Linked DNA regions of Mus musculus: regions 2 and 3 are each linked to region 1. Evidence: chromatin loops called from intact Hi-C (ENCODE). Cell type or tissue: gastrocnemius. All regions are shown on one strand.

Region 1 (8,000 bases):
ATGGCAAATGACTAACTGGTCACCTGGGCAGTCAGAGGTATGTGAGGCAAATAAGAGTAGGAGCTGAGCAAGGTGGTGGCTGGAGGCAGTGTTGGTGCCCAGATGCAGGGTCCAGGGCAGCATTACATGGTCAGGGAGGGGCTGTTGGCCTGAAGACTTCTTGCTAGGTGGTAAGAGGGAGGCAAACTGAAACAAGGGCATTTGGATTCTGTGTTTCAGTTCTAGACGCCTCCCTGGCTGTGGGGAGCCGCCCTCACATTCGCCGTTGCAAGATGGCGCTGACATCCTGTGTTCTAAGTGGTAAACAAATAATCTGCGCATGTGTCAAGGGTAGTTCTCCACCCCATGTGCTCTGCCTTCCCCGTGACGACAACTCGGCCGATGGGCTGCAGCCAATCAGGGAGTGACAAGTCCTAGGCGGAGGATAATTCTCCTTAAAAAGGGACGGGGTTTCGCCATTCGCCCTTTGCTCTCTTGCTCTCTTGCGCTCTTGCGCTCTGGCTCCTAAAGATGTAAGCAATAGAGCTCTTGCTCTCTTGCACTCTTGCTCCTGAAGATGTAAGCAATAAAGTTTTGCCGCAGAAGATTCCGGTTTGTTGCGTTCTTCCTGGCCGGTCGCGAGAACGCGTGTAAGACCTGGCAGGCTCTTGGGAGGGCATGCAAGCTCACATGTCATTATTCACTGATGCCCATGAGTTCTCTAAGCAAGTGAACTTAACTGGGGAACAGTAAGGGGAAGTAGGGAATCAGGGGTGCCTAGCTTATTACTCGGATCTTCCTACTCTTGCCTACCCCTTACATGGGTCCTTGACGATGAGCAGTGGTCTTCTTTCTGTATGCATTTCTGAGGTTGTCTATCTGGCCACATCCCCTGCCTGTGGTGGGTTCACTGCATTTCTTCCTGACTCAGGACAAAGGCTCTGCTCTGAGAAAGACAGGCAGAGGAAAAGACTCTGGAAACTCAGAGCCCCTCACCAGGCCTGGGCAAAGCTGTCCTGCCTTTGCCCTGGGCAGTAGTTGGCAGCTCTAGCAGGGCTATTGATTTCATTGTCATGTCTGTTTAAGAATGTGCTGCCGAGAGATCTGTTGACAGACCCATGTCCCTGGGAAATCCCAAGCGAAGCAAGCAAGTGTGAAAGGAAGCACTGAGAACAGATTGAGCCCTCTGTGTCCTTGAGCTGGAGGACAGCCTTGCTGTCACAGCTCGGATCCTGATGGCTTTATACTGCAGTCTGGCTGGGAGCTGTGGCAGGGAGTAGGGTTGGAGGGGGGGGGGGTCACTGGACAGTATGTCCAGTCATGAGCTAACTGGGTCCCTTCCACAGTACGTTGGGCCTCCTAGCTGCCAGGTGATGTCCAGACTGGTGAAGTTGACATCCTGGTTTTATTTATTTATTTAGGAACATTGTATAATCATTTGACCATCACTTATAATCATATAACTTTATTAATAGCTCTTGGATTGGCTTAATCATGTATGCATGGCATGCATCTTTGTACCTGTAAGTACATATATGGGTATTCTCACACACACACACACGCACACGCACACACACACACACACACACACACACATTTAGAAGAGATTTCTAGAAGAAGCTGTATTGTCAGTAAACAGACCAGAGTATGATTCTGTTCAGAGCTTCCCCATCTGCAGCTTCTAAGAGACTTGGCCTCCCAAGCCACAGCCTCATTTACTCGTACCACACCCCTGGCTGCCGTTCCTTTGTGCTCACCTAACCCAGTGGACCCCAGGCATGGGCAGGGCTTCATCCATTGTATTTTCTGCAGGGTGCCACTTGGCTATAGCCTTTATCCAGTGCCTGAACCAGGCGAAGGATAAAAAGCCAGCCATGTCTACCCCATGCAAACCAACCTAAAGGGCAAAGTTCACTCAGCATTGCTTTGACTGAGGCCTCTGTCACTTGTGTGTAATAACTCACTCTTCCCTCGGCCCACTGTCAACGCCCTCCTTTTCCCTCAAGGTTGCCTTACATTTCATTGAACTTAAATACTTCTAGCAAGAGCAGATTCAAATGTAGCAATTATTTACCATTAATAATAATCTTCAATTTGTAGATTTTAAAGCCCCGTTAATAGGAAAATAAGTTACCAGCTGCATAACGCACTGGGTACACTAGCGAGAAGAAGCACACACAGTGAGCATGAGAGAGGGCTGCTGATCATCTCTATGGAGTAGCAATTATTTTTAGCAAATTTTCAGTGGAACCAGCTGGCCATGCATATTAACTGCTCTCATGCCATTTGCATTCGTTTCTGATAATGTTTCTTTCCCCCTTGCAATCACGCCTGCTTTCAGAGAACTGGCTGGGCATGCCAAGACCAAAGCCCTGGTAGATTCAGTATCTAGTGAGGGTCACCCTTCTTTGGAGAGTGTGACATTTCTTTAGCCTCACAAGGCTGAAGGGACAGAAGGAAGGCACAGACAGCTTTGGGAAGCATCCTTTATCAGGGCATTAATTCTGATCATGATGGTCCCTCTAACTTAACTTAAGCACTGCCACCTAAAGGTTCAGTTTCAACATATGGAATTTGGAAGGGCACATCCATCCAAACCTAGCACTTTGCCATCTCAACCTTCTTCGTATAACTAGGGCCAACCAGAAAGGAGCCAAGCAGAGCGGGCTCAGTAGTACACGGGTGCTCAGCGGCAGGAAGCCTGGGTTCTGCTCGCCAGACTTGTCAGTCAATAGTGGTCTTAGTTCAGGGACACTCATGTGACTCATTACCTCTTTTTAGTAAGCTCTCTGTGTTTGAATCTCTTTCAAGTAGCCTCTGTTGGTGAATCTGAATAATCTAATGAAAGGAAACACACACACGTACACACACACACCAAACACATGTACACACACACATACACACACACCAAACACACGTACACACACACACACACACACACACACACACACACACACCAAACACATACTCAATGTTACCTCTCACCGGGTCTGAGTCCTGCTTCACTTTTGTACTGGCACTTATCAAACCTCAATTATACTTAATAATTCTTCATCCGCTTTTCTTCTTCACCAGTGTGTAAGCATTGCTAGGGCAGATGCTTACTGCCGTATCCCTAGAGACCGAGACTACGATGAGAAATGCTGGAGACTGGCTTGTTGGTTGGATGCATGAATAGAAGTGCGGTTGAAAAATCTACTTCTGTCAAGTGGCAGCTGTGGAGCATACAGCTTTAGAGGAGAAAAAGGCAGTTTAAGTCAGGCAGCCATCAATCAACTTCTGCCGGTGATTCTCCCTTGGCATCTTCCTCCCTGTCATTGTCACCACCAACAACACCTTGATTGCTACTCTTTCACTTAGTTTGACTTCTGGTCCACAAGAAACACTCTACTCAATCAATCCAATTAAATGGGAAGTTTAGCAAATATTTGTCTGTGTCAAGTGCTTTGCACCCTTCTCTCCATTGGTCGGCTGGTCTACCTCCTCAGGAACACACAGAGCCAGGTGACTAGTGAAAGGGCCAGGGACTAGGAAGTAGGGGTGGTTGCTAAGCAGAGATTGTGCTAAATCCATTGATACTGCAAACACAATTCCAGGGGGCCTTTTCAGTCCACACACAGCACTGATTTCAAATATTGCTGTGCTGGTAGTTTTATGTCAACTTGACACAAACTATCATCATTATCTGATATGGAAGAACCTCAACTGAGAAATGCTTCCAGAAGATCTGGCTGTAGGCAATCCTGTGATTCATGAATGATTGATATGAGAGGGCCCATCCTGGGCTGGTGGTCCTGGGTTCTACAAGAAGACAGGCTGAGCAAGCCACAGGGAGTAAGTCAGTAAACAGCATCCCTCCATGGGCTCTGCATCAGCTCCTGCCTCCAGGTTCAGGCTGGGCTTGAGCTAGGCTGGTCCTGGCTTCCTTCAATGGTGGACTACAATGTAAACCAAGTAAACCATTTCCTCTTTTCTTGCTGTTGGTCATGGAGTTTTATCACAGCAATAGTAACCCTGGGAAGGACAACTGCAGCTCAATACCTACCCCCCAAACGCAAAGAGAAACCATTCTTATGGAGCCATTAAAACATTTCCCCAAAGTTTTTATACCAGACAGCAGCATATCAATATAATTGTAGTTATATTGGCCAAAAAATATTTTTAAATACATGTTCATCTCTAGCCAGATCTCTCTTTTAATCTAAGTGAAGTTTCTTTTATTTTTAAGAACAGCTTTAATTGCTACTTATTTTATGTGTGTGTGCTGGAGGAAAAGAAGGAGGTCAAAGGGTTACCAGACCACCTGTAACTGAAGTTACAGGCAGTTGTGAGCTGCCTGATGTGGATGCCGGGCAGGAATCGAACTTGGCTCCTCTGTAAGAAGAGTATGTGTTCTTAACCTCCGAGTCACTCCACTTTAAGAATAAACAAACAAATAGAATGAATAGAGCATAAAAGACTTAGTAGTAGCAATGATATGATATGAAGATGTGATAAAAATTTAATTAGGGCAATTGTGGTGGTGGGTAGAGTGGCAGTGTTGGTAGTGATGGTGATAGTGGTGATGATGTTGATTGTGATGACAGTAGTAATAATGGTGACAGTGATGATGCCTGTGATGCTGCCGGGAAGAGTGGGATGGTGGTGATGATGATGGGTTGGCCATGGTTACGATGTGGTAGTGGTAATGGTGATCACGGCAACCGTGATAATAATAATGGTGATGGATGGTGACAGTGATGGTGGTAACAGTGATGGTGTTGGTAATGATGCTGAAAGTTGTGATGGTGTAACAGTGCATTAATGGTGTGACCATGTTAGCTGCTGGCAATTAGCAAGGACTCCTGTGATGAGCTCTTTAGGCTCTGCTTTCTGTCTATTCATTCTTCTGTCCATAGCTTTGGGTATCATAGTATGTATGTACTGGGACTGGGAGCTAGGCAGGGTTGACCTGCCCACAGGGCCTTGCCTCTGCTGTGTTTAGCTTTAGGGAAATGTTGCCATCTAGTGCCCCACAGGAGTCTTAACTCTCTAAGCAGACAAGGCAGCCAGCCTCCCACAGCCTACCTCCTCCCTCTCTCCCAGGTCAGAGCCAGGCATGCCCTTCTCAGGCCAGCACCACTTCCACACAGCAACCATGCAAACATCCTCATAAGTTGCTTTGGTTTTATTTTCAGATTTTTTTCCCATTTTGAAACAGATACAAAGAGAAAGCCAGTAGTCATAGGATGAAGATTTGACCACAAGTTACTATTGACTGTGTTACTTTGTAACATGTAATATGCTGTTGCATAGTAAACTGGGCAAGGCAGGGGAAAGGATTTAAAAGTCACTAACAATATGCAAGTGAAGTAATCAGAGAGACACTGGCCTGGCCGTCTCTTGCTCCTCTGGGACCTTTCGCACCATGTCAGGTGGACTTCCTGGAGTTACTCCTCCGCACATGGAGCTGTAAAGCTGCGCACACTGCTGTGTGTAGTCAGCACCTCTCCAGCCATCCTGTGCTTTCTGAGAAAACAGCTAGATATACCTATCAGCAAACTGGTGCTCCGGGTTTCTGACGCTCTATTAGGAAAAGGGGTGTTGTTAAGGCAGGCATCCAATGACTATGTTCCTTAGAGGGCACTGGGCTGGAAGGGAGATGTTCCTGGGCCAGAAACCGCTGCAGTCTCTCCAAATCAGCCTGTCCAACCTTCAACCTAATCCTGCTTTTCGTGGTGTTTTTGGATCACAACTTGGATTTATACATCTATGGGTTTCAGGCCAATCTTCCCTGCTCCGTTGGGCAAGGCAAGGTCTACATCTATTCTGTCCATTGCTGTATCCTAGGAGAGAGACTCTGACACCAGGCCCCAGGCCCCCCTGATGTTTGTCTGAGAAAAACGGGTACACAGCTTTGGGAAAACTTGGTTTAGTGAGTGGGCAAGAAGACAGGATGGCAGCATACATCATAGGTACTGGGAGACTTCCTTCATTCATACTCTTGGGGTTTTGCAACTGTCCATCCCTAAAGCCCTCGGTCCCCCTTGAAATCTTGTGCTGGAGCCCTTCAACATTTTAAAGCTCTCCCCTCTCAACATTCTCACACACAGCCACCTTCCACTGGGCTGATTTTAATGGAGAATGAAACAAGTAGAAGGCAGAGCGTTGGGGAAGTTGACAAAGATAAACGGGGAGGAGGAAGTTTACATGGGAGAAGGAAGCTGATTGTTGTCCCACAGCTGTTCTGCACCGTAACTCAAGAATACCCATCGAGATTTGTTCCCTTCATCCGGGAATTCACAGGGACTCCTCACCGGAAACAAGAGACCTCAGAGGACACAGGCACTTGCCATAGACGGGCAATGCTGTGGCTCCGAGCACGCTGTCAGCTGAGAGCCTGTAACAGTCCATCTGGGGACTAGCAACCTTGTTGAAATGTTGAGAACAAAGGCTTTTTTGTCTTCTGCCACTTGTGAGGCAGTGCTTTTCAAAGGAACTCTAATTATAAATCCTTGTGAGTAAACTTGGCAGCGTTGAAGATCTGCCTTGTGTCCTAACTTTCTCAGTCCGTTTAGGCCTGGCGAAATCCCAAAAGCTTTCTGCCGAGCCCTCTTTTCCTAATTCCTAACCCCTAGAGTGGCTTCAGGGAAATTTCATCCATATGTTTCTGAGGCACTTACAGTGAACTCGTGTTCTGCTAGAAGGAATGTGTTCTCAAGTTCCAGAGTCCAGAGCATAGCATGTTTTCGGCCTGAAATGGATGATGCTAGCTTTGGGAGAATGTTTTTGAACTTTCTAATTACAAGGCCGGAAAGAGTGTGGTATTTCCTGCTCTGGCTCTCCTTCTCCTTTCTAGAGCGTGTTTGAAAACCTTCGCTATTGTTTATGAAGCTGGTAAATGTCACGTGTATGTTTGGATCTAAACAAGCTGGGGATCTAAGAGGGTTTTAAAAAACAAACAAACGAACAAACAAACAAACAAAAAACAAGTTCCTATTTTTAACCTAAGCCAGAAAAGAAAGAAACATTTATTGAACTCACCATACATGGCAGGTGCATCTCAGCAGCCTGGTGAAAGAGACATTATCCTTATTTATAAGGAATCAGACACAGATTCTGAGAAAAAGTTTGTACTTAGTAAACTCGAGCTTGGGATTCAAACCAGAAGGCATCTAGCTCCAAGGCTGTGTTCTTTCTTATCAGCCCCACGAGTTCACAAACACAAAGCGGGGCTTTCGTATTCTAGTTCATGGTCGGTGTGAGGCTAAGGGTGGCAGGCAGTTTTCTGTTTGGCTTCTTTTAAGTGAACAGACTAGACTAGTCGCTACCGCCGGAGGATTAATCGTTCTTCGGTGCTGTTGTCTCAGGAGAGTTTAGGCCAGGGTCTTCCTCAGCGTGATCAGATGTCAGACACGGAAGCTGTTGTTTTGGGGAAGAAGTGTTTTCATGATGATCAGCTATCAGCTGAGCAGAACTACAGGTAAGAAAGAGGCACACTCCGGTATTTACTGGTTTGTGAGACAAAAAGCTCAGTTTCTTCAGCAAATAAATGGCAAGGAAAAATAAAAGGAAGGAAGCCTAGAGATGACAGAGAGCAAGCAAGAGTCGTTCCCAGCAAGGGCAGTGCGCAGATGTTACTTGGCTTTTGGTTTGGAGAAACCAACGGAACAAAGAAGTTGTGAGATAAACAGGAAATCAGAGTACAGACGGAAAGATATATATTATTAACAGATTAGTGTTAGTTACATATGATGAAGATCTACTGATCAGATCTAAAGAGAAAAGGACAGACCTTGGTCTAGTGCTGGAGCTCCAGGCAAGAGGGCATGCTTGTGGGACTGAGTCCCATCTGTCTCCTTGCCACAAAAGACAGACAGGATTGTATAGCATAATAATGGGGGTTTAAAAAGAAAAGGAAGAAGCAAAGAAGGGAGGGAGGAGGAGACGGGAGAAGAGTTGAACCAATAGAAAAGAAGTTCCCATCAGAGAGAGCCAAAGTCCTACAGAATCATGTCCGCACATGTGCAGTTTGTGAGGGC
Region 2 (8,000 bases), 82 kb before region 1:
ACAAAAGGGGGATTAGCATGTCTTCCGGTTCATTAAAAGCTCACACACTAAGTTAACAGAGGCACTTTCTACACCTCCATAGTGATGGGCCCAGGCAGGTTTTCCAAATGGAGCCTTCTGGGAATTTTAAAGGACTTTGGCTCGAAGCTGGAGGTCTTGACAGTACAATACTACAGAATTTACTCAGGTCAAGACTGAGGGCAGCAGGTGGTTATCCACAACCCTGCCCCCAGTCACAGAGGATAATTACAGACCTTCCAAAAGAATGGAGACTTGCTGAACCCTCACTGCCATGCCCCACCTAGAGACCACTAGTCCCACAGTGAGGACCATAATGCATGCTCTGTGTTTCAAAGGAATGTTGGGGGTCCACATGTCTCACACTCCTTGCCTCTCAACATCACCCCAGAAACCCACAGCACCAAAGTCACCAGAAGATCACAAACGAACTTCTGAGATGATAAAGCCTGACACCATTCAGAGAGCCAGTAAGTGTGAGGCGGGAAGAAGAGATACACTGCAGAGGGAGCCAGCTCTTCACACCCATCTCCTCTATCAGCATCAGCATCTCCATCTTCCATTATGAATACACCAGGGAGTGTTCCAGACCTATCGATCACGGAAGATGACACATCAACCCTCTCACTCCCACCTTAGGAAAATTGTCATTGTCACCAAGGAGGGAACTGTCACCAAACTTCCCTCATCCAATTTTCTGTGTTCTCACCAGGTGAGTCCGTACAGAAACCACCTGGCATTGTTTGATGTGCCCCTACTCGATTCTGCCCAAATGAGAGACTTCACAGATAGATAATTCAGGAAACCTATTTTAAGAACAGAAAGAAAACGAGTCAACTGGAAGCAGAGACGAGTCATGAATACACGCAGAAGAGCTAAATGAAAAATGCAGGCACTCAGGCAGCAGTTTGGAACCCAAGTGCCTTGGTGCAGTGGCTGGCGGCCTACCAATCACAGGTGGGTACCGCTCTGTGCTTAAGGGGAAACATGCACCTGCTGCTGCCACGGAGGTATATATTGTTACAATGTTACAACAGTGTTTGTCAGAGAAAGTGCTGAAAGAAGTGGCTTCATGGAGAATGGCAGACTTTTACATGGGCAAACGTTTACATCACAGGAAGGAGGCAGCTTCACAGAGAGAAGAGTATGCCAACACAACCATGTTTCCCAGGATGCTAATATAGACGAGAGAACAGCCGGGGCTTGTCTCTGACTGTTTGCTGATGTTGTAACAGGATAATGAGGCTAGGCCATTGCTGGTAGGAAGAAATTTATGTAGTCCAGAGTTCTAGAGACAAGAAACTGTAAGATAAGGTGCAGGCTGGCATCTGCTTGGTTTCTGGCGAGGGCCTCAAGTTTCTTCACTTCAGAACAGAAAGCAGAGTGGCAAGTGGGTGCATGCAGACGACAGAAAGCATGGGCCAAACTCCCTCAGTAGTTAAAGCATCCTTATATTCATGAGGTTTCTGCTCTCTACAGACAAACCCCTCCCTGGACACTCCACCCCCCCCAACATACCCCAATGACTATCAAGTCCCAACATAAGTTTCAAAGGGGACAAACTCTCTTCAACCTGGAGCAGGTTCATATCAGTTATTTTCCAATGAAGGCACAGGCCTGAAGAGTGGCCAAGTGACTATTACAGTAAGTAGGGTAATTCAATCCCTTTAAAGAATTGCCAAGGAAAATCTAGTATTTGAACTTGGGCCATCATTTTCATCAGAACCCTATGGTTTAAAGTAACAGAATCCAACTCGATGAACTGACAAGGGCACTCGGTGATTTCCACAACGGGAAAGTGATCTGAAGCCAGGACCAACCTCAGTAACGCTGGACACATGTGCTCAACACCACTCAGGAAACAGCTTTCATCACAGTTCCCTTCCCGTCGCAGTCATCCTCTGGCTGGCAGAGCCCTTTCCTCAGCCCATTAACTAGCTAATACTGGCTTTCCAGATTGGCAGCCAGAAACTACAGCACTAGGCTCTTTGAGAGACTAGGCTCACCTTGAGAGATGTATCCATGACTGAACAGTCACAGATCTTGGGGGCAGCAGCCACCTGATTGGCCTGGTGTAGGTCACATGCTTAGCTGTCCATCCAGCAAATTTTGAGAGCCCCACCAGAACATCGAGCCTAACATAGAAAATGGTTGCAGCCTGAGAAATATTGAGCAGGCAGCACTCATAATAACTTCTACCTCCAGCAGGCAATCGAGCAAAGATCTTTGAACTGTCTTTAACTACCAAATGACCTTTGATTTTGTGCTGTGTACATACATGCATGTGTGTGTGCGTGTGTGTAGGCACGAATGTGTCTATGTGCACATGCGTGCATACAGTGCTGGGATTCAAAGCCAGAGCTTTCTGCATGACAAGCTTGGTTCTCTGATCTCAGTCATTATCATTTCCCCAGTGAATTTATCAGTTGAGGTTCTTACAGACATGGAAGTTTCACTATGGTTGGTTGAAATAGAAGCCGTATTTGTGAAAGCACCTTAACGGCTCACAGACTCTCCACATGGCTCAGGGTCACAAAGCAACTTGTGCTCTGAGTCAATGAAGCACTCAGCTTCCCACGTGTCTGGCCCCAGGCCTTTGTTACGTGCTGCTTTGAGCATCTCTGTCCCTCTGCCTACCCCCATCACCAAGACAATCCCATCTTGAAGTAGTCCCTGGCTTCCTGCTCGTCCAGACTCATGATGCCTCACTGATGGGCACAGCCTAGATCATATGCCTGAGGCCTAGCCCAGAAGACTATAACAGAGCTCTGGTACCTGCCTTAGTGAGGTACCCTCTAGAACACGGCTGTTTGTCAGTTTCCTGTTACTATAAGAAAACACCTGAAGCAGTTACCTTATACAGATAAAATGCTTCCTTTGGCTTATAGTCCTAGGAGGTTCAGTCCAAGACTGGGAAGATCTATTTCTTTGGGCTTCTGGTGGGGGTGCAAGATGGCAAGGGCAGAGAGCACATAGCAGAGAAAAGTTTTTACCCCCAGTGGTGGGAGGAGTGTGGAGGATGGAAAGAAGCTGTCCAAAACTCCCCTCAAGGACAATCCCCAACAACCTAAACGCCTCCCACCAGATCCCACTTCCTAGTGGTTCCACTGCCCTCCCCCCTCCCCCACTGTACCTCCTTGGAGCAGGGACATGCCCTTACCAGGATCTTTGGGTGAGCCATTTCCAAAGCAGTGTCATATTCCCCAGGTTTGGGAAAGCTATTAAAATGCTGAGCTGCCAGCCATAAGACCATGCCCACTATACTATCCCTAAACGGTCAGGCTGCTTATCTCTTCCTGGCTCTGGAGAGACTGAGAGATTGAGCCAAGGCTCTTTGTTTCCACATGGGCCCTCCCAATTAGCCATGAACCTATGTCTGTTGTAACAAAGGGAGGCTAGTTAACACTATTGGCCAATAAAACTTGAATTAAAACATGGCTTGAAGATATTTCTTCTCAGTGAGTCTGGGTGACTGGAAGCTCACGGTGTCCTCATAAAGAAGGTATCCAGCGGGTCTCCAGTGAGGGGTCATCAGAGCATGGCTGTGCTTCTAATCGCCTTGGAACCCCTACAAATAGCTGATCAGCTTGTCTTGGCCATGTACACATGCAGCTCTGAGCTGATACCAACAAAACATCTCCCAGCCATGAGTGAGAACCTAGCAAGGGTCTCCTGGTTTGAAAAGTTTTGCAGGAGTCTAGGATGCTCCAGCTGGTCACCTTGGCTTTCTGCTTATATCTGTGAACTGCTTTATTAAGATGCCAAAGTCCCTCATTGACTTTTTTTTGTAGTAACGGCAATATTCCAGACACTGAGCTAACACTGAACATGTTCTGCCCCTGTGAAGCCCTCAGATTAGCCAGAGCATACATGAAGTGAGGGAGAAGAGGTAGGGGACAGACTCGTTTATGTGCTATTACTTTGAAAGATGTGCAGCTTTCCCCTTTAAGCAGAGGACTCCGAACTAAGACAGGAGCATGGTCATTCTAACTTCTGAACACATAATCCGACGATAAAGCATCTCCTGGTGGAAAACATGAGTGTCACCACCAACACGTAGATAGTTATATTTAATAAATGAGAAGAATCAGGCCAGAGGAAATGATGATCACTTCAGAACATCTCAGGCGTGCCAGGCACACACAGCTCCTGGGAAGCGCCGGAGAGGACGGTATGGAAGCCAATCCCCCACCTCCGGAGTGTGATATGTCTCACTACACTGTGAACGTGTGCAGAATCTTGGCCCTGGCAGGACATCTTTCTCCCTCCCTCCAGCATCACTATTTCTGAGGAGGAGGCAGCTGCCTAAGGAGACCACTAGGTGTCGCTGTGAACCTGTGAGATCCAGGCCTTCTATTAAGAAGGGCATGGCTAGGTCTGTTTTCAATCAACACGTTGTCAGTTTTTCTCCCCGAGGCCCCAGGGGTGTGCTAGGAATTTTGATTTCTTGAGAAACCCTGTGATTCAGCTGCCCTTTGTCGGTCCTGCTTGAGAGAACAGAGGTTGTCCTTGCTCCTGGAAGCTCCACTCCAGGCAGGGGGCTTCCCAGCAGGAGAGCCAGCAGCCAAAGCCCCTCCCTCGGGTCTCTCTTCTCCTTTCCCACCTTCCTTCCCCTTTCATTTCTACCTCCTATCAGTGACCTATTCCCTATCAAGTCCCCATCCCAGAGGCCTTCTTTAACCCTTAGGACGGTTAGGATATCCAGAGCAGAGCCTTCTTTTTCCTTCTGACTCAACCTCAACCCTGCCCCCTGAGATCCTTCGCCACAGTACCAGCAGCTCTCTAGCTCAGTGGTTCTCAACCTACCTAACGCTGTGATCCTGTAATGTGGTGACTCCCAGCCAGGCGAAGAACCATTGCTTGGTCCTTCTGAGCTTCAGTTCTCTGTAGGTAGTGTCTTCAGGTGCACACACTAAGCAGATCAATCGAAAGCTCCCAGGTATATCAGCATATGGCAGACATAGGTGGAAAGGGCTTTAAATTACCATGGGGACACTCATATAAACACAGTGACCTGCACAGCCAGACAGAATTTTGGACCTTCATTCGCCTGCATCTGTGGAAAGATATTGTTAAAAAGATGGACTCTAGGAATGTCCTTAGAGATTCCCACTCTGCGGCGTACTATAACCTCCTTACTGTGACAGTACTGATTAATTTGTGAAAAGACAAACTGGGGGCTGCCTTGGTCAATAGCCATAGTTTGCTTGGCAAAGGGCCATGATAACTGTCCTGGAACCTTCTTGGAAAAGGCCACTTGTGGGTAGCTGGCTGCTGTCTTCCCTTCCAGGTTTGGGCGGCATTTCCTGGTTTCCAATAACCACATTGCTGCTGCTGTTTGGGGGAGGTGGCAATGAGCCAGATCCTGACCTTGGATGCCTGAGGCTGCTCTCTGCAAGTGTTGAGACCACAGGCCCCTGAACGACCTGTGCAAAAGGAGTGAGTGACCAGCCTGGAAGGACTTCTCGAAAGCACATCTGGGTCAGACAGGTGAAGCAAAGAGGCAAAAGAGGAGCAAGCACCTCTACTGGCAGACGCAAGTAACTGCTTCCCTTCAGCCTAGGGAAGAAACGAGTCTCCTGGTTCTCCGCCTTGGGAGGCACCTGAGGAAAGAAGAGCCTGCCCTTGCTGAGCTGCACGTATGCCGTGTGGTCCTCTCATCTTGGGCGCCATTATGATGTATAAGTAAGTGTGTGGTGGAGCTAAAGAGAAGCCGAATGACTTGTGCACTCTGAAGACAAGCGGAACTGGAAACACTCGAGGATGTGCAGAATGGGCTGATACCAGAGGCCAGCGCTCCCATCTGAGGCCATGGTGATGTGCAGACCGGTGCTGCCGCTGAGCGCCACGTCTGAGTTGATGTTTGTGGCACATGTTAACACCCCAAACCATGCAGATGTCCCTGGTCTGGGCTGAGGCCTGCGGCCATCTGCTGTTGATGTCCAAGGACTGCCCAGAGAGGGCCCCGCCCCTCGCCTGCTCTGGCATTCTGGGAGAGCATGCTGCACCTCTCCTGGGCAGCGCAGTGGAACTGGCTCGGATTCCGAAGAGCCAGCTAGAAGGCGGGGAGAACAGGAGAGCTGGTCCCACCCCTTGCAGACACTTTTCCTTTTTTTACACCATCCAAAGTAAAGGCCTGGGTTGGGCCGGGCTGTGGGAGACTCAAAATATCCATTTAGGACCTGGTCATCTTCAGAACACAAATCAAAGGCCTTCACAGTTGAGCCTTGCCCATACAGGCAGAGGACACATAGCTCAGCTGGTTTCCTGGCTCTGTGGCTCCTGAACGAAGTCTCCAATCTTCACTCATCTGTTCTAAGAAGCTGAAACTCAGAACCCACTCAGGGAAACCTGTGAGGTCAGCAATGAGGTGTCGAGATGTGAGAGGCCTCACTTATTAGCCCATGGCAACCCAGAGGCTTGTCCAGACCCGCCCTCGGACTGTTATGGCTGGGGTTGTCTGCTGGTCTGAAAGGTACTCCAAACCAAGCCTGGCCCCTCAAGCCAACAGGATTGGATCTTGGAAGGGTCAAATGCCACACTCTGCAGCTGGGCAGACCAACTCTCGCCTATCTGTTCAAGATCCTTGTGAGAGCCTCATGCAGCGACTGTGGGATGCAATCTGGCGGCATCTCATAAAAGCTGCTACTATGTGACTTGATAATTCCTTTCTGAGACATGCCCCAAATAAATAAGAACCGTGTCGACGCAAAAGCCGGTAGGACGGTATTCATTGCAGTAATATTTACCGCATCAAAAAGAAAGAAACAACCAAAATAAATACCCACTAATGAATGGATAAATATGTGGTGCGTGCATACAACGAACTATGAATTATGTAGCTAGGAAACGAATGATGTACTGATACATCTAAAATATGCCTGGATCCCAGAAACGTTATGCTAAGTGAAGTATATAGGAAAGAAACGGATAAATAGCGAAGGGTCCCGTTGATATGAAATACCTTAATAGGCAAATTCATAAGACAGAAAGGTGCTTAGTGGGAGACAGTGCCTGGGAGTGGGAGTGACTGTTCAGGAGCATAAGAAAATATTTGGGGATTAAATGGTGGTGCTAACGGCATCACTTTGTGAATACAGTCAACCCCACTGAATCCTATGGTATGTGAATTAAATCACAGTAAAACGGTGACTTTTAAAAAGCCCTTTGGTGTGCCAGCTGGAGTGTGTGCACTCTGACTGGAAGAACAGATGAGACGGGCAGTGCAGGCGTGGCGCTCTTGTGAGCTTTGCCTATAAATCAGATTAACCGGCGGAACCTCTGTCAGCTGTGCCAGCTCCAAGGCAGCCACAGCCGCCACAGGCTGCTTCGTGGAAACTTAAACGTTTCTGAGCTTGCTAAGGAATTGGACTTGGACTGGCTCCGGTTTGGGCCTGTTTCTCCTCTAGAGACTATGCGGAAAGATGACAAAGCTTCTACGCATGCCTTGCCTCCTGTGGAATGGAGACTTCTAGAAGAGACTCGAGGCCTGGAGTGACCATTTTGATCTGTACCCATGGAAACAGAAGGATGCACCATTTCAAGGCCCGAGCGCTAGCTTCCAAAGAACTGATGTGGAGTTGTGTGCAAAACTGAGCGAGTCTCCTCACAGCTCAGGACCCAATGGGAAGCAGACAAGCAGAACTGTACCTTTCTGCACTGAGCTGATCCAACATATTGCTTATTCGGGTTGAGCAAGAGCCTTTAGCCTTTCTTGGAGTCAAAGGAATAATTCTGACTAAGAAACCCTGTCCAAGCTTGTCTCTCTGCTTCTTGGTAGCATTGCTTAGAATCTTGGCAGGAAATTCAGTGTTGCAGAAACAGAGGGGTTCTCTACTCTGCCAATACATCGCTGAGAGCAATGGCTATAATGGGCTAGATACCAGGCATTGCCCTCAGGGGAAGTAGTTGTGTAATCTAAAGTAACTTGGGGAGATTCCACAAAGGACCTTTCACCTGATGTAGGAACAGGGCCTGAGAGA
Region 3 (8,000 bases), 170 kb before region 1:
CACAGTACTCAGGCCATGCTTGGCTCCATTGCTTACACCTGAGGTAAAGCAGCACTACAGGGAGGGCATGGCAGAGCCAAGCCATTCACTTCCTGACCAGCAAGAAAGAGGGGAGATGAAGGGTCTGCAATTCCCTCATCCCCTCTAAGGACATCGCTCAAGGCCGCAAAGACACCTGTAGGTGCAACCTCCTAAAGTTTCCACTCCTCCTTGCCCCCCACCCAGGGGGATGGCAGGCCTTAACACACCGGTCTTTGGAGGGCATTTAGGATACAGACTCTGATATCTTCAAGTCTTTGGATTTTACTTGTTTTTTCCCTTTAGGCTCTATGTCCCTGTTGTAGTAAATTTTTAATCTCAATCAGGCGGTTCTACTCTGGCTTTTGATCATTCAGTTACAAGATAAAAGACGCAGCATGTTTATATTTATAAGCCTTAATCAGCATCAGAGCTAGGCAGATATCTACCCTCTAAGCTATTAGTATCTGCTTCCCTATCAATAATCCCAAGATCTGACTTGCCGTGTTCCTCCTGGGCTGCTCTTACTCTAGCTGGCAAACCATCATGGCCAGTTCTCACGATCCCTTACCACATGGCATCTTCCTTTCTCTTCACTCTCTACTCCTCCTCTTTGTCCTCATCTCAGACACCAACCCCCGGAAATGAAGCCCCACTTGCCTCTCTTCTGCCCAACCATAGCCTGTAGGCATCTTTATTTAACCAATAGTTTTAAATTAAGGAACAAGGTTACATAGCATCTATTGCCTTATCCTGAGGCAACCAGATCTTGGGGACCAATAATTAGCATTATGATATATAACAAAAGACCAATCCTCAACATGTCCCTTCTGACTAATGCAGAGTTTATGGCAGAAGAAAAATAGTTGTTTTTTGTTTGTTTGTTTGCTTGTTTGTTTTTTGTTTTTGTTTTCTCATTCTCCCTAGGTTCAAGGCTTGTGGTCCTTATAACAAAAAAACAGGTGAACAAAGGGGGGAAACACACAACACACAACTTTATTTTGTGTGGACCCTTTTTTGAAACAGGGTTTTTCTGTGTAGCCCTGGTAGTCTTAGAGCTCTCTCTGTAGACCAGGCTGGCCCTGCCTCCCAAGTGATGGGATCAAAGGCGTGTGCCACAACCACCCATCTGATGCCCATGTTTTTTGAGATCACTCTGTGTGCTTCTACTGCTCGAATCTCCCATTTGGGGGGAAATTAAAACCTTGGAAGAGACACCAACGGGCCTGGCCAGGTCATAGAGATAGGTATGTTCACATACAGGAACCAACTAGTGGTAGGTTCGAATATTGACTATGCAAACCTTAAACAGTATGCTTAACCTCTCTGAAACCTGCCAAATCTGAAACTCAGTTTACTCAACCATAGATGATGTTTGTTATAAAGTCTGAATCATTAAATGACTGGCGGGAGAACTGGGTGTATGCCTGGCATCTTGTGACTCTCTTATGTTATTGGCTGCTGTCAGCATTGTTGTTGTTTGTGAGAAGCGTGGCAGGCAAATGGCGCCTCTTCAGGAACGAGGTGAACTGTAGAGCAGCAGAAGTCCATAGACCATTCCCTCTCTGTGTGTGAACTTAGCGAAGTCATATCATCTCTCTGAAATGCTTTCTGCAAGTTTTAAAACTGTGGGTTTTTTTAAGTATAAATAATGCTGCTTTTTGGGTTACAAGGAAGGCTCTGTGCAGGGATACATGCAACAATTCTTTCCAGACTTAAAAGAACCACAGTATATACTCAACAACCAATTCTCAGCATTTTCTAAGTTGGTTCTGAACCAACTGAATGGTGATAAATGGATTCTCTGAGACTAGAAAGGGAAGAAAACATGGCTCAACTCTCAGGCCTCTAACCTGCAGCTCAAAAGAAGCCTGAACCTTCTGAGGGGCCCACAGGGAATGAGGAGTCTGACTGGGGGGAGCCACACAGGTACTTGATTTGGGAACTGTTCATTATACAATCTCACATTACCTTGGAGACATCTTAACTTGAAAGGTACTGACTCCCATAATTGACAACCTTCATGAAGGTAGACTAATGTCACAGGGAAGAGCATTTTGTAAGGATTTCTTCTCTTGGAGAGCCCAGATTCTGGGCTCTCAGAGGTTTTTAGTACTTAAGTGAAATATCACCTTTTGTGGGATAATATTCTGGTATTTTATTTTCGCTGGCCTCTGACCTCTGCTTACTTCCCTAGCCTATACAGACGGACATTGCTAATTTGAATGGTAATCAGCAACTACTTCTACAAGAAAGCAGTGTAGGATTCAATATAAAAAATGTCACTAATCACTTGTACGCAGACTCAGGATAACTCCTACCTAGTGAGCATTCCCTCTGGGTCCCAGAGAGCCACATAATCTCTCAGTTGTCCTTATAGCCACTGCTGTTTCAAGCTTCTGAACATTTCCATATAAAACATCCATGATGGGGCTGGAGAGATGCTTACTGGTGAAGAGCACCTGGTGCCCTGGTAAAGGGCCGAGGTTCAGTTCCCAGCACCCACATGAAGGCACACAACCATCTGTAACTCCTGCTCCAGGAGATCCAACACCCTCCCTTTGCTTCTGGGGACACATAGAGGAAAACACCCATACCCTAAAATTTTTAAATAGCTAATAAACTTTAACCCAGACAAAAACCCTATATGACTTGGGACAGTTTAAAACATTGGTCACTGTTCCTCAGGTCTGAGTGACAGCTCAGTCTGTCAAGTGTTCAAACACAAGGACCTCAGTTTGGGCCCCAAGCCAGGCAGTTTGCTCACACATGTCTGTAACCTTGTTGGACATACATCTATAATCTTAAGGCTAAGGCTTGGGGTACACAGGTCTGTCTAACAAAAAGGGTGAAAGAGAGGGAGAGGAGGAGGAGGGAAAATTGGGAAGAGGGAGAGGGGAAAGGAGCAAGAACATGTGTACATTTCTGCATGTGTGCTGGTGTGCATGCGTACATGCATACATGTGTCTGTGTGTGTGTGCATACCTCTCTCTGTCTCTCTCTCTCCCTCTCTGTCTGTCTCTGTCTCTGTCTGTCTCTATGTCCCTCTGTCTCTCTGTCTCTGTCTTTCTCTGTCTGTCTCTCTGTCTTTGTCTCTGTCTCTCTGTCTCTGTCTCTGTCTCTCTCTCTCTCTCTCTCTCTCTCTCTGTGTGTGTGTGTGTGTGTGTGTGTGTGTGTGTTTGGGAGGACAGGCAAAGGTAATTTTAAGAGCACAATGGTACAAAAATCTTTAAATCACTTCTTGCTCTTCTGAACTCCTCCCACTTGGAAAATAATCAAGGCTTCCAGTATCTTTGGACATGGGAAATTAACTAGGAGCAGGAGAACAGAATATAAGGAGTGTGCCACCCTTCCAGAATTTTCTGCATCTTAAGGTCGTGGGATTAGCTCAAAGGGGGAAAGGCAAGCTCACACTGGGGATGTTCTAACCTCCACATGAGCCTAAAAAGCCATTTGACATAAGGGGAACCCCTTCTGAGGGTTTGGCTCTGGCAGTGGCTGGCACCTAGCTTCAATTTACCCCTACATTAAAAAGCCAAATAAAAACAAGAAAAGAAAATTGCCAAAGCTCATCAAAGTCTATAAAACATGAAACTCCAGTACACTCTACCACACGTCTCAGCACCATAGCAGTGTGAGAGTGAGTATCTAGTCTTAAGAACCAATGCTGACATTGTAAAGATAGGGCATACAGCCAGATAAGACAGGCAAACTGGGAAATGGACATAGGCATATGTTTCCTGGGATTCAAGACTGACCCCAGAACTAACTCATGAGCACACCTGTGGAGGCCAGAGTTTGACATCAAGTTACCTTTCCTGTGTAACAGAAAGTTACCCTCCCCACCTGCCTTTTTGAGACAAGGCTCAAGACTTACCATTTCAGCTAGACTGGCCATCTGGCATGCCGCCTGAATCCTTTTGCCCCTGCCAAGCAGTGCTGAAGTTACAGGTGCACATCACCTTGCCTGGCCTTTTTCTCGGATCCTTTACCTAAGGGGCCATTCCTTGGACCTTGAAATAGATATTCCTAACCAACCAACAAAGAGAAGCAATTCTGAATTAAAGTAAATCCCAGGAGCTACCAAGGTGTCTGGCTGACCTGGGCTCCCTCTGTGGCAAGCTAGACACATAAAGGAATGGCCATGCGAACAGGTGGCCCCAACAGCAAGTCTTAAGGGAGCAAACACATCTTTGCAACAAATTGGAAGCCTGCCATCACAGCCTTACATTTAACATAAGGGCAAAGGTACCTTTGTCCTGCTGGGTGAGCTCTGCCCCAATGCAGAATAAATATTTGATAGGTATTTGAAGAGCTAAATCACCTGCCAGCTTAAAGTGCCTGGCTTCAGCTGGAATGACATTCGTTCCACCAGCAGAGACAACAGCCTGCTGGTAGGAAGGGAGAAAATGTATCTTTCTCTCCTTTGTCCTGTAGTATGAGGTTAGCTTCCTGGGGCAATCGGGGTGAGGAAAAGAGGGTGAAGGAATAAAAAGAAGATGGAGTGAGTGAGGACCTGCTCACCCCACTCTCCAACAATGTCTCACAATCACTGTGACAGGGAGGAGAATGGAGTGGGAGTAAAAGGTTTTCTTCCAGCACTTAGTAGGTACCAAAGATTTGCTGGTTGTTTTATGTGATTCTCTCTTTCTTAGCTCCCCAAACAACGTTTTAAACGTAGTTACTGCTATTTCCACAAACTATATGAGTCTTGAGAGAAATTAAGGAACTTTTCTGAGTTCACACTGGAATTTAAACCTGGCTCTGCTGCCCCAACTCCTGTCCCCGATGCTACTCTGGCTTGGAATGTTCTGCTCAGTGCTGGCTCAGTTGCTGCCACAGTATGAACTAAACCCAGCTGGGATCAGCAGAGTCTTGCTGGGAAAGCCAGGACTTTCCTCTTGCTGTAGCTGGGTAATCACGGTAAGATGCAGGATATGCAGTCCTAACATCTTCCACCAGTTCCAGACTCAGTAGAAACACATCACAAATTTTGGATCCTTAACTGCCATTCAGAGCAAGCTGACAAGCACCCAGAAGTGGCTCCTATGGGACTTTGCCTTCTTGTTAGAGACTCAGCCTGACAATTTCCCTCCTTTCCCAAGGACACTCAAAACGGCCTGAAGAGTGTCCTGTGGCCAGGCTCACACTGCCTACTTCTCAGCCCTATCTCTCCCGTGCTGTCTGTGAGGTAAGCCACCCTGGACAATGCTCTCTGCCTCCCCACCTCACCTCCTTGCCCTTCACTGCCTCTGCTCTGAGTTTTCAGTCCCAGTGAAGCATCGGCCTCAGTTTCCCCCAAAATCCAGGCTGTTTATGCTTGGACCTAGGATTTTACATATTTATTCTTAATATTTTCTGAGTGCCTATGAGCCTAGCCTACAGAACAAAAGCTATATTCTTGACATACCGTCCATTTGGCTACATCTGACCTCTACATCTTAGTCCCTACCCAAAGAAACCATTCAGAATTCCTTTACTTTAAAAAATATATTGTATTATACTCATATGCATTTCTATAATATATTTTTATATTGGTTGTGTTAAATCTATAAAATCTATGTATAAATTTGGGATACTTATTTTTTCATTTACTGTTTATTGCTTAATTGCTATGTTCAGCCACACTTTTGTGAGTTAGCACAATTCATTTCTTTTTACTGCCATGTAATACTCAGTTGTAAAAATGTGTCACAATGTATCCTTTCTCCTGTTCATGAGCATTCTCTGTCTTTGGGTTTTTGTACCATGGCTGGTTTAGCCATTATTTTCCACCTCTCCATTTCCACACCTGTAACTTTCCCTTAGGCCTATCCTTCCCATCCTTGGGTTGGGATGAGTTACGTGTAAATGAACGCTCAGCTCTAGGAGACTAGGTCTTTGATGGATTAGGCTTCTGTTCCTGTTTTTGCAGGTACTGGGCCTGGGCTTTAAGGTCAGAATGGTGCCTCTACCATGGTGTCAGTTCTGCTAAAGCCTGGGGACCTGTGCCAGTGTTTGGCCTGCACACCATGTATATGTACCACACACATTGGGTTACAGATGGTTGAGTCACCATGTGGATGCTGGGAACTGGACCCAGATCCTCTGCAAGAACAACAAAGACTCATAACCACTGACCCACCTCTCCAGTCCTGATTCCTAATTTTTAAAAATATGTCTTCCTCCAGGTGAACTAGGCGATTCAGGCTAACATCAGAAAACACAAGCAGACTTCAGAGAGATGGAAAGGCATATGGCAATCTTGAGCTTACTCAGGGACATGAATTCAGGTCCCAGCGCGGTCTTTGCTGGCACCATCCCATCACTGCAAATATCCTGAGAAAGCTCAGCCTCTCCTGACAAGGGCAACTTATTCTTTGGTGAGGCACAGGCATATTCGCTTCTTCAAAGTCTGGTACCCGCCTCATCCTTCTACCCTGTTTCATCCACACAGAGGTCTCTCACAACAGCTAGAAGTGTCTGCAGGGCCTTTCCTCAGTTACCTCATCCTTTCTAGTATTGCCTGCCTCTACTCGGCTTTTTCTCCAAGCTGCTGGCGTGCTTGCTCTCTCTCTCTCTCTCTCTCTCTCTCTCTCTCTCTCTCTCTCTCTCTCTCCACTAATTTATTTACTCACTTTACATCCTAATCAGAGCTCCCCTTCCTCCTCTCCTCCCTGCCCCACCCTTACACCCTGTCCCTCTATTTCCCCCTCCTCTTCTCCTTAGAGAAGGGGAGGCCACCAATGGGTACCCACCACCCATCCTGGTACATCAAGTTGCAGCAGGACTAAATACACCCTCTCCTACTAAGGCCAGACAAGGCAGCCCAGTTATGGGAACAAGATCCAAAGGCCCGCAACAAAGTGAGAGGCAGCTCCCACTCCAATTGTTAGGGACCCCACATGAAGAACAAGCTGCACATCTGCTACATATGTGTAAGGGGCCTAGGTCCAGCCCCTTCGTACTCTCAGTCTTTGAGAGTCTCCATGGGCATAAGTCAGTTGACTCTGTAGGTCTTCTTGTGGTGGCCTTGACCCCTCTGGCTCCCTCATTTCTTCCTCCCATTCTTCTACAAGACTCCCCAAGCTCTGCCATTGTTTGGCTGCAGGTTTCTGCATCTGTTTCCATCAGCTGTGGATGAAGCCTCTCTGAAGACAGCTATACTAGGTAGGCTCCTATCAGCAAGCATAGCAGAGTACCATTAATAGTGTCATGGATGGGCTCTCTCCCATGGGATGGGTCTCAAGTTGGGCCAATTATTGGTTGGCCATTTCCTCAATCTCTGTTCCATCTTTATCCATGAATTTCTTGTAGGCAGGATAAATTTTGGGTTAAAGGCTTTGTGGGTGGGGTGGCCCTCTCTCCCTCCATTGTAAGTCCTGCCTGGCTACAGGAGGTAGCCTCTTCAGGCGCCTTAGTCCCCGCTAAGCTGACTGGTTCTCTCTTACAAGTAGCAAGATGGTTTCTAGCTGCTTTGGACCTCTAGGGAATTAGATAGGAACCCACAGAAAAAGGTACTTTTCTGAAGAGCTGATAAAATACCCAAATATTTCTGCTGGCTTAACTCATATTTTATGTTCTTCCATAAACCAGTCACTGCTCCTAGTGAAATAAAATATGCAGATTAACTGAGCATAGACCACATACTCAAACCTAAGCCAGATCACATGAGTAGGAACACTTTGGGATGTGGGAGAAGGGAATATGTTGCCCTCAAAAGGATGCTGGACACACATAAAAACTGAGCTACTAAAAGACAGGAGAATACAGTTCAATCTTCTTTTATGTCCCATTTTCACTAGTAGGTAGGTGAGAATAATCCTACTTTATATTGATCCCCCATGTTCTATTAATGCTGGTATAATTATCCTTGTATGTGTGTGTAGTATATATATATATATATATATATATATATATATATATATATATATATAACACACACACACACACACACACACACACACACAAAACCAAGTGTGCTTTTATTTGCCTGTAATCCT

What was found. Hi-C counts contacts between places; a loop is a spot of excess contacts. Peaks named below come from ENCODE experiments on the same cell type or tissue, not always from the same donor. Only the 100,000 strongest peaks of a DNase experiment are listed, where the experiment ranks them.
Region 2: it touches region 1 in a loop (6-fold over the local background); 23 of 42 quality-filtered maps call a loop at or near these places.
Region 3: it touches region 1 in a loop (2.5-fold over the local background); 5 of 42 quality-filtered maps call a loop at or near these places.

The regions. Positions count from the first base shown.
Region 1 is chr12:33,104,758-33,112,757 of GRCm38, forward strand. It overlaps F730043M19Rik (RIKEN cDNA F730043M19 gene), which reads right to left. Exons shown (of 6, transcript NR_015602.3): 6 at 6,954-7,380. Among named protein-coding and RNA genes, the nearest start is that of Cdhr3, 16 kb to the left of the region's middle. In gastrocnemius, a CTCF peak has its summit at 4,984 (motif pointing left); DNase peaks (open chromatin) are centred at 1,125, 4,987 and 6,518; H3K4me3 peaks cover 733 bases; H3K27ac peaks cover 1,102 bases.
Region 2 is chr12:33,022,947-33,030,946 of GRCm38, forward strand. All of the region lies in intron 2 of Gm40874 (a long non-coding RNA gene), which reads left to right. Among named protein-coding and RNA genes, the nearest start is that of Gm40874, 31 kb to the left of the region's middle. In gastrocnemius, CTCF peaks have their summits at 4,341 (motif pointing right) and 5,544; DNase peaks (open chromatin) are centred at 4,350, 5,320 and 5,959.
Region 3 is chr12:32,932,514-32,940,513 of GRCm38, forward strand. The region is part of intron 2 of 4933406C10Rik (RIKEN cDNA 4933406C10 gene); the gene reads right to left. It overlaps Gm51998 (a long non-coding RNA gene), which reads left to right and starts at 4,359. Exons shown (of 3, transcript XR_003950243.1): 1 at 4,359-4,461; 2 at 5,124-5,209. In gastrocnemius, no CTCF peak of the experiment used is centred here; a DNase peak (open chromatin) is centred at 3,933.